Linked DNA regions of Homo sapiens: region 2 is linked to region 1. The links are chromatin loops, found by intact Hi-C in ENCODE. Cell type or tissue: heart left ventricle. All regions are shown on one strand.

Region 1 (5,000 bases):
GAGGCTGGGCATGGTGTCTCATGCCTGTAATCTCAGCACTTTGCAAGGCCAAGGTGGGTGGATCACCGAGGTCAGGAATTTGAGACCAGTCTGGCCAACATGACAAAACCCCATCTCTACTAGAAAATACAAAAATTAGCCAGGCATGGTGGCATGTGCCTGTAATCCCAGCTACTCAGGAGGCCGAGGCAGGAGAATCGCTTGAACCTGGGGAGGTGGAGGGTGCAGTGAACCGAGATTGCACCACTGCACTCCAGTCTGGGTGACAAGGCAAAGTGAGACTCCGTCTCAAAAAAGAAATAAAAAAATAAAAAAATAAAATAAGAGGTCTCGGAATGGATGGTTCATGTAGACGGTATGTGGCATAATAACAACCAGCATGTGTGGAATCCATACTAAACACTTTACATCATTTCATTTCATTTAATTTCATCTCATTTAATCTTCTCAAAAGGCAGGCACATTTATCCTCATTGTATAGTTGAAAAAACTAAAGTTTGAAAAAGTCATGTCTTATGTCCACAGCTTTTGATCTAGTAAGAGTGAAGTCAGAACTTGAAAGAAGGTCTGTTTCCAAATGACTTCCCTGCTCTTGGTCTGCTTCCTGGGGCATCTGTGGGCATTTTGTACCCATCCTACCTTACCCTCGTTGAATGTGTGCCACCTCATTTAGACTTGGTCTGTACATCTGCAGAAAGAGGATGCGTTAGGCTGCTGCTGCTTGGATGTAGTGAGGGGAATGCTGGCCCAAGTTCAGTCTGGCTGAATCACAGTTGCCTCATTGACAAAATGGGGAAAATAATTACTATCTCACAGGGCAGTTGAAATAATTCAATTTCATAATGCCTATGCCATTGTTTTACAAACTCTAACAGCTAACACCAAAGTAAATTATTGTTTTTATCATGATTTTTGTTATGTTCATCTATGCCAAGCTCATAAAGATTATGGGATTAGAAGAGCCAATTACAACAGCCCACCCAGCGTCTATGGAAGGGCCCCAACTTTAAAGGCAGTCAATATATCCATTTTTTCCAGAACATGAAAGAAACGTTGAATAGCTATTTATTGTCTTCCAGCTATAATTGATTATGGGATGAGAGTTGTTTTGTCGATCTTCCATTACAGTGCTTGAATAAAAGGTTAGTAAATAATAATGATAACAGAGAAAAACAACACATTCTTTCTCAAATCCCACCCACGCTGCCTCTCTGACTTGTGTATATTTGAAAATGGTCTTTACAAATATCAATTCTGGAAAAAAATTTACGTTGCATTATAAATATAAAAATAAAACCAAATCAAAATTATTATCTTGGCATCCTGGGGACCCTCCCTGGTGTGGATGAGGGGGCAGAAAAGAGGGAGTGGGAAAGAATGAAGGGAGGAGGACAAAGACCATGCCCGGAATTCCCATGCCAGCGGAACACTTGAACAGCCTGTTTTTCTGCCCTTTAAAATTAAAAACACAAATCAATCTCACTCAAATTCTAAAAGCAGAAAGGAATGGGGGATTTGACTGGTAATGTTTAGAAATAAATGATTTCTGGAAATGTATTGTGACTTAAAAATTGAGAAGTTCTGTCTTTGTAGAATGAAAAGAGAGAGAAGCTACAATTTCCACACGCAAACAAACACCCCATCTCATCAACTCCACCCATTTCCAGCTCCTGGACATTTGTCTTTATTTGTTTCCTCCTCTTCTGAAGCAGGATTTCTCCTGGACAGCAGCCTCCTCAACGTGGGGGCTTATCTATTTATCATCCCTCTCTTCCAACATTGCTTCCCCCACCACCCCCAGCCACACAGACAGCAGGGATTCTTCCATCATTCTTTTCTTCCTTTTCTTGGGGGCACTGTATAGTCTGACCCTAGGCCCTCTTTCTCTCCCACAAAGCTTTTATTTGAAAGCAACAGAAAAGAGGATGGAAACTGAGGGTAATAGAGATTGAAAGAGAGGAGACAGGAGTGGCTGCCAAGACAGAAAGAACAAGACAGGCACAGACAGCATGCAGGGGTGGACTGAAAAGTGAGAAGTCAGGGAAGAACATGGGTTAAATAATCGATTTCAAAACTCACTCTTTGCCAGAGATTTTAATCAAATCATTTCCTTAACCCCAGGAATCTTCTGGGAATTCATTCCCTCTTTCTCTGTCTCTGTCTCTCTCTCTCTCTCTCTCTCACTCTCTTCCTCTTTCTCTATCCCAGACTCTACACAGAGCCAAAAATGCCCTTAGCTATGGCCTGTGCCAGCACCACCACATGTATCTCTATTCCCTCCACTACACATAGGTGCAATCGCACAACCACACACCATTACACACACACACACACACACAAAACCACCCCCCACGCCATATACTCAAGAGATGAGAAAAACCAAGCAAGTGGCCTGAGCAAGGCAAGCCCAGATCAAAGGGTTTTGGACTAGTGTCCTTTCCCTCTCCGTATACTGTCTGAGGGGTACTGTAATTAAGAAACAATTTATTCCTTTTCCCAACACATTGGATAACTACCTCTCATTTTACTCAACCAAAGTGGCAACAAGGCACCACAGGCACAACCCTGACAGAGAAGGAAAGCATTCAGGGAAACTGGGAGGTGGGGTATTATAAGCCTTCTTATTTTTTTAAATGGGTACTATTCAAAAGGGCTGCTTTCTTCACTGGCTACAGGTTATGTAACATCTAAATTATTTCCGGAGTTTCTGAACAGACCAGAGGTTCAGAATAATGGCACCCGCCTCTCCAGATCTGAGGGCTGCTGTCTTCTCCCAGAAGCCCCTCCAAGCCGCTCTGACCCCTGGTCTGGGGCACCCTTCTTCCTTCCCGGCATTTTTTACAAACACAACCTTCAAAATTAGTTCAGAGGCTTTGCGACCCTTTTGTGGCCCTGCACCGCCATCATGTGGCCAGAGCTAACACTGCATCCATGCACACTTACGTGAAAACCAATGAAACCTTAAATGGGAAGTGGCGTAAGATCAGGATTAACCTCCAGCAGATCCTAAGTGGGGTACTTTCCTGTCTTTGCTGCTGGTATATGCTGCAAACTATATTTGGAGGCCTTTTACACTTATGTTCCTCCGCTAGCCCCTTTTCATGGAATGCCTCTTCCCTCGTGTACTCTAAGTTCTAAAATGTAAGAAACTTGCTCATAGGACCAAACACAATTAATCTCTGACCTTCAAACACGTTTCATTTTATTTATTGTGATCGTAGCACTTACCAAAATTCTAAACTGTATGCAAATTAAATGTGTGTGGATTTCTCTCCCCTACCAGGAAGTGAACTGGCAGATGGCAGAGACTGTTTTTTTCACACCTCACAAATAGTAACGAGTCTTTAAAAAGTATATATTGAATGGAGAAAATACAGCAAATAAATGACTCACTAATTTCTTAGCTACCCTGCTTAACTTGCCCTGATGACCTCTTCCTTCCTCTTTTCTGCACAGTGTTGGGCACTGTGCAGCATATAGGTAAGAAACCCTGGAGTAGGAATCAGAATTAGGTTACACCCATGGGAGCTGCGTACCCTTGAGTCAGTCACTTTTTCCTCTAGGAGCCTTAGTTTTCTCAACTATATAAAGAGAGGATTGAATTAAACAAATCACTAAGGTCCATTCAGGTAGATGACGAGGTAAGCCTAAACAAAACTGACTTTTACTAGAGGAATTTTGACTCTGCTTTAAGAGACAAGATGCACTATAGTTATATTCTTTTTCCACTTATTCCAAGGTAATAATACACAGTATTAGGTACCCAATAAATATCTGGAAAATAACAGATGAGAACAGAAAAAAAAGTCAATAAGAAAACAAATTGACCACAGAGCAGTTGTGAACGACAAATGGCACACAACTCCATTCGTAATTCACATTCAGACTTTTTATGTCCTGACATAAGCATGCTGCAAAAAGACGTATCAAAGGCTACTAAGGTTAAACATAGGCTGTTCTGGACTTTTCAGAGAATGTTTCTTAGAGGCAAATCACATTAACAGCCAAACAAATCTGGCTCTAGATAAAGGAGAGGATGTTGTTTGAGATGCAAGAAGGACAGCATAGTGCAGGTGTTACAAAGCAGATAGGAACAGTAAACAACAAATTGTGGCAATATTAGCCACGAATTCTTCACCTGGTTTCAGAAGAAGCCGCTATCAAGTTGTAATCTAAATGAGTATCACCTGAAAAATCACCATGCTCCTATAACCGGAAACCCAAGCGGAACACTTCTGTTCCTCATATTGTATTTCACTGATAGACACAGTCCAGCCCAACTGCTTATTTTCACAGACAGCACAGAAAGGAAGAAAGTCCACCTTGTGTTTCTGGAGACCTCTTCCTATGCCTCGCAGTGGGTCAGGCATGTTATATCTGCTTAACAAGTTGTTCGGTACAATGTCCTATGAACACTCTCTCTTCTACAAATATTAACAGATTTAGTACCTAGTACTGAGAGGTGACAGAGTGCTGGCAGTCCTCACAGCCCTTGCTCGCTCTCGGCGCCTCCTCTGCCTGGGCTCCCACTTTGGCGGCACTTGAGGAGCCCTTCGGCCCGCCGCTGCACTGTGGAAGCCCTTTTCTGGGCTGGCCAAGGCTGGAGCCGGCTCCCTCAGCTTGCGAGGAGATGTGGAGGGAGAGGCGCGGGCGGGAACCGGGGCTGGGCGCGGTGCTTGCGGGCCAGCGTGAATTCCGGGTAGGCGTGGGCTCGGCGTACCCCGCACTCGGAGCGGCCGGCCGGCCCCGCCGGCCCGGGCAGTGAGGGGCTTAGCACCTGGGCCAGCAGCTGCTGTGCTCAATTTCTCGCCAGGCCTTAGCCACCTTCCCGCGGGGCAGGGCTCCGGACCTGCAGCCGGCCATGTCTGAGCCTCCTCCCCCCCGCCCCTCCGTGGGCTCCTGTGCGGCCCAAGCCTCCCTGACGAGCGCCACCCCCTGCTCCAAGGCGCCCACTCCCATCGACCACCCAAGGGCTGAGGAGTGCGGGCGCAAGTCGCGGG
Region 2 (5,000 bases), 1.7 Mb before region 1:
GTCCGTGTGTGTAAGGGAGGGGTGAAGAGAGAGAGGTCCTATAACCTACTTACGGCGCGATGTGTGTGTGCATGTTTGTACGTATGTGTTTGTATGTGTGCCCTCGTGTGTCTTTTTAATTAGGTCTCTCCAGCTTACACGGAATGGGACCCTTACTATAGGATCACGTAGTCACCGGGAAACCCGCTGTGGACTTCCTCTTGGGGCTCTGGGCTTGGGGTTTGGGGAGGATTATGGGGCTGTAGATGGCACCTTATTTAGCCCAATGTTGGTACGCTTGAAGGAAAATTCCTCCAAACGGTGGAATCCTGCTACACTGGGACCCACAGCTTAATATGAAAGAGACATGGCCAACCCCCGAGGCAAATGAGACGCTGTCACTTTAAATTCTACACTGGGCAGACTCCAAGATTCTGATGGGAATTTGGAGACACTGGATAGTGGGTGACAGAGAAAGGGGGAAGTCAGCGGTGGGCTCCTTATCTGGGGCTTGGAAAGTCTGGGATAGGGATTTACCCTGCATCCCCGTTTGCAATCAACAGAGCCCCTCCGGCTTCTGTTGGTTTTGGGGAGGATCTGGCAAGTTTGCATGGATCCCCCTCAGGGGAAAGGAGAAAGCGTCCTCGGGGACTTGCTCATCCATCACAGTTGCAAAGGGTCTCAGAGGAAATTTCATCTGGGGCGGCTGTGGATGATATGGAAGGAGATGGATGGGGCACTTTCCTAAGACAGATTCGTCTTTCTTTCCCCATTTCAGGCGGGGAAGCCCCCAGAGAGTCTCTCCCTAAATATGCCTCTCCATGGCTCCCCTGGAGTTAGGGGGATATTGAGAGAAGGCAGAGAGGTGGAGAGGGAGAGAGAGAGAGCAAGAGCGAGAGAGAGGGAGACAGAGAGAGAGAGTGTTTCAGTACTGAGGGAGATCTACAATTTGAAAAGGGGCTGTGAGTGTGGAACCCATGACAGAATGTGGCAGTAATTGACTTAAACTGCTGTCGGTTTGCACCTCGCGTCTCTCACTTGGCTCCAAAATACTGCCAAGGGCAGGGGGGCGGTGGAGGAATCTCAGCCAGGAAGGTAGTTTGGGTCAAGGCCCTCTTTCTTCTTTCCTCCATCTCCTGGGAGGCTCTTTAGGTAGGTCCCTTGGCCACCCTGGCTTGGTACTGTTGGGCTTGGGCTCTGGGGCCAGCCATTGATTTGATTCCCAGCTGCCTCTTAAAGGCTTGCCCTACTCAGCAAAAATGCTGAGTTTTACTGCTGTTAGCATGGCTTCCAGACTCGGCAGCTGTTACTTTCTCAAGGTAAGCGGCAGCCGTTCTGCTCTCAGGCAGGGAGGCTAGGAGAAGACAAGGGCTGTGACGCTGGGACACAGCCTCTTGTCTAGCTCAGCACGGAGGGGCCGCTGAAAAGCCCTCTTAGGGGAAAAAAGTAGAAATATATTTGGCCTAAAAAATGTACACATATATTCTAGGAAGATATATATATATATATATATATCAATCACACACACACACACACACACACATGTGTTCATATTCTGGGGAGAGATAAAAGCAAACATGTATTTGTAGGAACCTGCCCTAGTGGGTGGGTTCTACCTGCAGGCACTTGCAGACATACCATTCTCTGTCCAGAGGCTGATACCTCAGGCTGAAGCCTTCACATAGCCACAGAGAATCTCCTTCAGGAAACTCATGTCAGGGCAGAGCTCCCTGGATTATCTTGGGTAGGGGGTACTAGGGCCAAGGAGGAGACCCATTTTTGGGAACTGCCTCATTTTCTCTCTTTCCTAATTCACAGACGATCGAAACTGGAAGGAATATTAAAGAGCAGAAAGGCAGGACTCTGTGGCCTAAAGAGGGAATGAGAATTCCCCAACATTCAGTAGTGGGTTAGTGGCATGCCCAGGACTAGAATCTAGGCTTATCAATCAGCTAGATCAATACCCTTTCCACTCCTCCCAGCAATATACACTCTAGGACTGTATATTGCTCCCACCCCTATCTTGCCAACCTGCCACCATGACCCCTACCAAGACAATCGCTTGTCTTCCCTCATCAAACTTCACATTTTCAGAGATGCATTTCAGGGTTTTTCTATCTGGAAACATGGCCCTGAAGAGAAAAGATCCAATGCCTCAATCACTATTCCCGAAAGACACACACACACACACACACACACACACACACACACACACACACACACACACACACACGGTGGTGGGGGGAGGACTGAGAGAGAGACAGAGAGAGAACATAGATTCCTTCTCCAATGTCTTTAGGGAATTACCGACAAGCAAGGACCCAGTACTGAGTGTGACTGGTAGGCAGAACCCAGCAAAGTGTCTGGTCTGTATCTAAGATTTTTATTAAGGAATGCACTGGTTTCCAGAGAGCAAAATGTACACCCATCTACCAGTGCAAATACTTCAGGCAAATTAATTTCTTTATATTAATTAGAATCTCACCCCTAGACATTAATACATATTACAGGCACAGAAGCATATGCAAGCACACATGCATAGGTGTGCTTATACACACATGTGCACACAAAGATCCAGAAACCTTTCCTGCTTGCTACATTTCCAAAAAAGAGAACCTCCACACCAAATTGTGTTCTCCCATATAAAGCATCTCCCATGTGAAGAGTAGGACCCATAAACTCCAGGGAAGGAGAAATGTAAAGCCCTGTGAAAGAGAGACCCTGGAGAAGTCAGAATCGAGTTCACTCAAAAGCGTGCTCTTAGACTTCTAGATGCCTGTTTCGGGGTGCAGGCAGATACTGAAAAACATGGGGGTTTTAGGCCCATCTGCAATAGAGCCTTTTCCATGCAGGATTTTCCGGGGCTAGATGGCACTTTAGCTCCCAGAAGGGGGAGCTGTGACTCCATTTCAACCAAGGAGAAACAGCTCAGAGATGCCAAATCAGCTCTTGGGCCCCCGTTGAGTTTAGACGACCCAGCTCAGGCTGCAATGAGTATCTTTGCCGCTGGTACAGGCAAGAATTGTAAAAACACCCTCCCCTGATAGGTTCGAATTCAACATCTCTTTCTTAGTGCTTGCAAGAGTTTATGTTATGGATCATAAAGTCCTCTATTTTTCTGAAAAGGTCTTTGCCCAAAGGCCCCTTCAGTTGTGCAAGGAGACATTTTTTGATTTGCAACCTGTCTCTTTTCCCCTCCCAATTCCTTAGAGGAAATCACCAGTACATTATCACTTGAATGGGCCATTAAGGTTAGACATACCCTACCCGTCTTTTCCTGCTTTTCCCTTGCTGAAATACAAAGCTTAACAAATTGGCTGCTGAACTACTGGTAACCATGTTAAAGACAAGATGGAGGTCATGTGAAGAAGACAGGTCCTTAAATGTCATTCTTCAAATAATTTTTCCAGTTGTGCTCCCTTCTGCAAAGATTATCTTTATTATTCTTTCCACCATCTCCCACATTCAGCCACGACTTTTAACAAAATTCCACCCATATTTCAACATCTAGCTCAAATGACCCTTCCAAGAAGTCTTCTCAAGATCTTATTTTGGAATTAATCTCTTTATCACCTGATTTTTCTGTACCATTTTATCTGAAACTCTATTTTAGTTTGTGTCTCTGTTTGCCCTGCTTTATAGCGCTGGGGGTATAGGTCTATCTTACCCTCTTCAGTATGGTCTCAGGAGCATCTTTGTATTCCAGGGACTGACACAGAGTAGTTGCTTTATAAATGTTTGCCCTTGCATTTCCTGTTGCATCTCAATAGCAACTGTCATCTCTCTCTCTGTCTCTCACACTTTCTAGCTAACAATTGCTTCATGTTCATTTAAAGCAATGCCGTTACGGCATTTTTGCCTATACCAAGAATATGGGGATTCCAATGATAATATAGACAGATGAAAATTAGACCCTACCTGGAAGTGAATATTGACTTCCTGTGTTCCAGGGTCTTTAGTTTTGTTCTCTCATGTAGTCGTTCTTTCCACCCAGTGGGACAGATACAGCCCCTTTTACAGAAGAGGAAAGTGAAGCCCAGGTTGGTTAGACTCCTTGATCAAGGTCACACAACCATCACAGCTAGAATTTGAAACTGTCTTCCTTCTTACGTCATCTCTGCTCTTTTCACTGGACCACTGAGTTAATGGTAACTATTATGAATGGTTGGCAACATCGGGTTGTTCAATAGGTGCTAGGAATAGCTGGGAGTTATTATGAGCTCTTTGAAATTGATGGTATGAAGGTGTCATGAGTCACTGGATCAAAGAAAACCTCTGAAGGTTTCTCAATGACCAAACTTTTCTGTTTTCAGGAATGACGAGTCCTTTTTGTAATGCCAATAATACATGACCATTCAGTCTCAGTTTTAGTACTTTTAGTGATAGCAAGTTCATTACCGCACAAACCAGCCTATGTCATATTTGAAGAGCTTTGTTGGAATATTTTCTTACTTTGCCCCTAAATCATCCTTCTATCCATATGTCTCTGAAATCACACAAGTGCAATTCTCTTCCAGTTTTCAGTTCTTCGAATATTATGAAAACATAATTATTTCACAACAGTTTTCTTTCTGAATAGAGGGGATTGTCTTCACAGCCCTGTCTTCTGTAGCATCTGCTTGGAGGCCTCTTGGCACCCTGAATACTGTCCTAGGGAAATTGTCTAGTTTACCTCACTTTTAGGGCTTCGATGCCACCAAAAAAAAAAAAAAAAAAAAGGGAGGGATGACCTGAAATTGAGTGAGGATTTATTCAACAAATATTTATTGGGTGCCTACTGTTTGCCAAACATTGCTGTAGACGAGAGCTGTCAAATAGAACTGTCTGTGATGATGGACATGTTTTTTGTGCTGTCCAATATGGTAGCCACTAACCATGTATGATTGCTGAACACTTGAAATGTGGCCAGTGTTGCTGATGAACTGAATATTTAATTTTATTTAACTTATATTAATTTTTATTTTAATTTACATAGCTATATGTGGCTCATGGCTACTCTATTGAATAGCACAGGTCTGGGC

What was found. A loop is a pair of places that touch in the nucleus more often than their neighbours do. Peaks named below come from ENCODE experiments on the same cell type or tissue, not always from the same donor. Only the 100,000 strongest peaks of a DNase experiment are listed, where the experiment ranks them.
Region 2: a loop joins it to region 1, with 4 times the contacts of the local background. A loop is called at or near these places in 16 of 110 quality-filtered maps.

The regions. Positions count from the first base shown.
Region 1 is chr9:117,642,748-117,647,747 of GRCh38, reverse strand. No RefSeq gene overlaps it. Among named protein-coding and RNA genes, the nearest start is that of TLR4, 59 kb to the left of the region's middle. In heart left ventricle, a CTCF peak has its summit at 2,908 (motif pointing left); DNase peaks (open chromatin) are centred at 2,887 and 4,847; H3K4me3 peaks cover 1,357 bases; H3K27ac peaks cover 520 bases; H3K27me3 peaks cover 1,662 bases.
Region 2 is chr9:119,363,716-119,368,715 of GRCh38, reverse strand. All of the region lies in intron 1 of BRINP1 (BMP/retinoic acid inducible neural specific 1), which reads left to right. Among named protein-coding and RNA genes, the nearest start is that of BRINP1, 3.2 kb to the left of the region's middle. RefSeq lists an enhancer at 2,784-3,465. In heart left ventricle, a CTCF peak has its summit at 2,878 (motif pointing right); no DNase peak of the experiment used is centred here; H3K4me3 peaks cover 702 bases; H3K27me3 peaks cover 1,436 bases.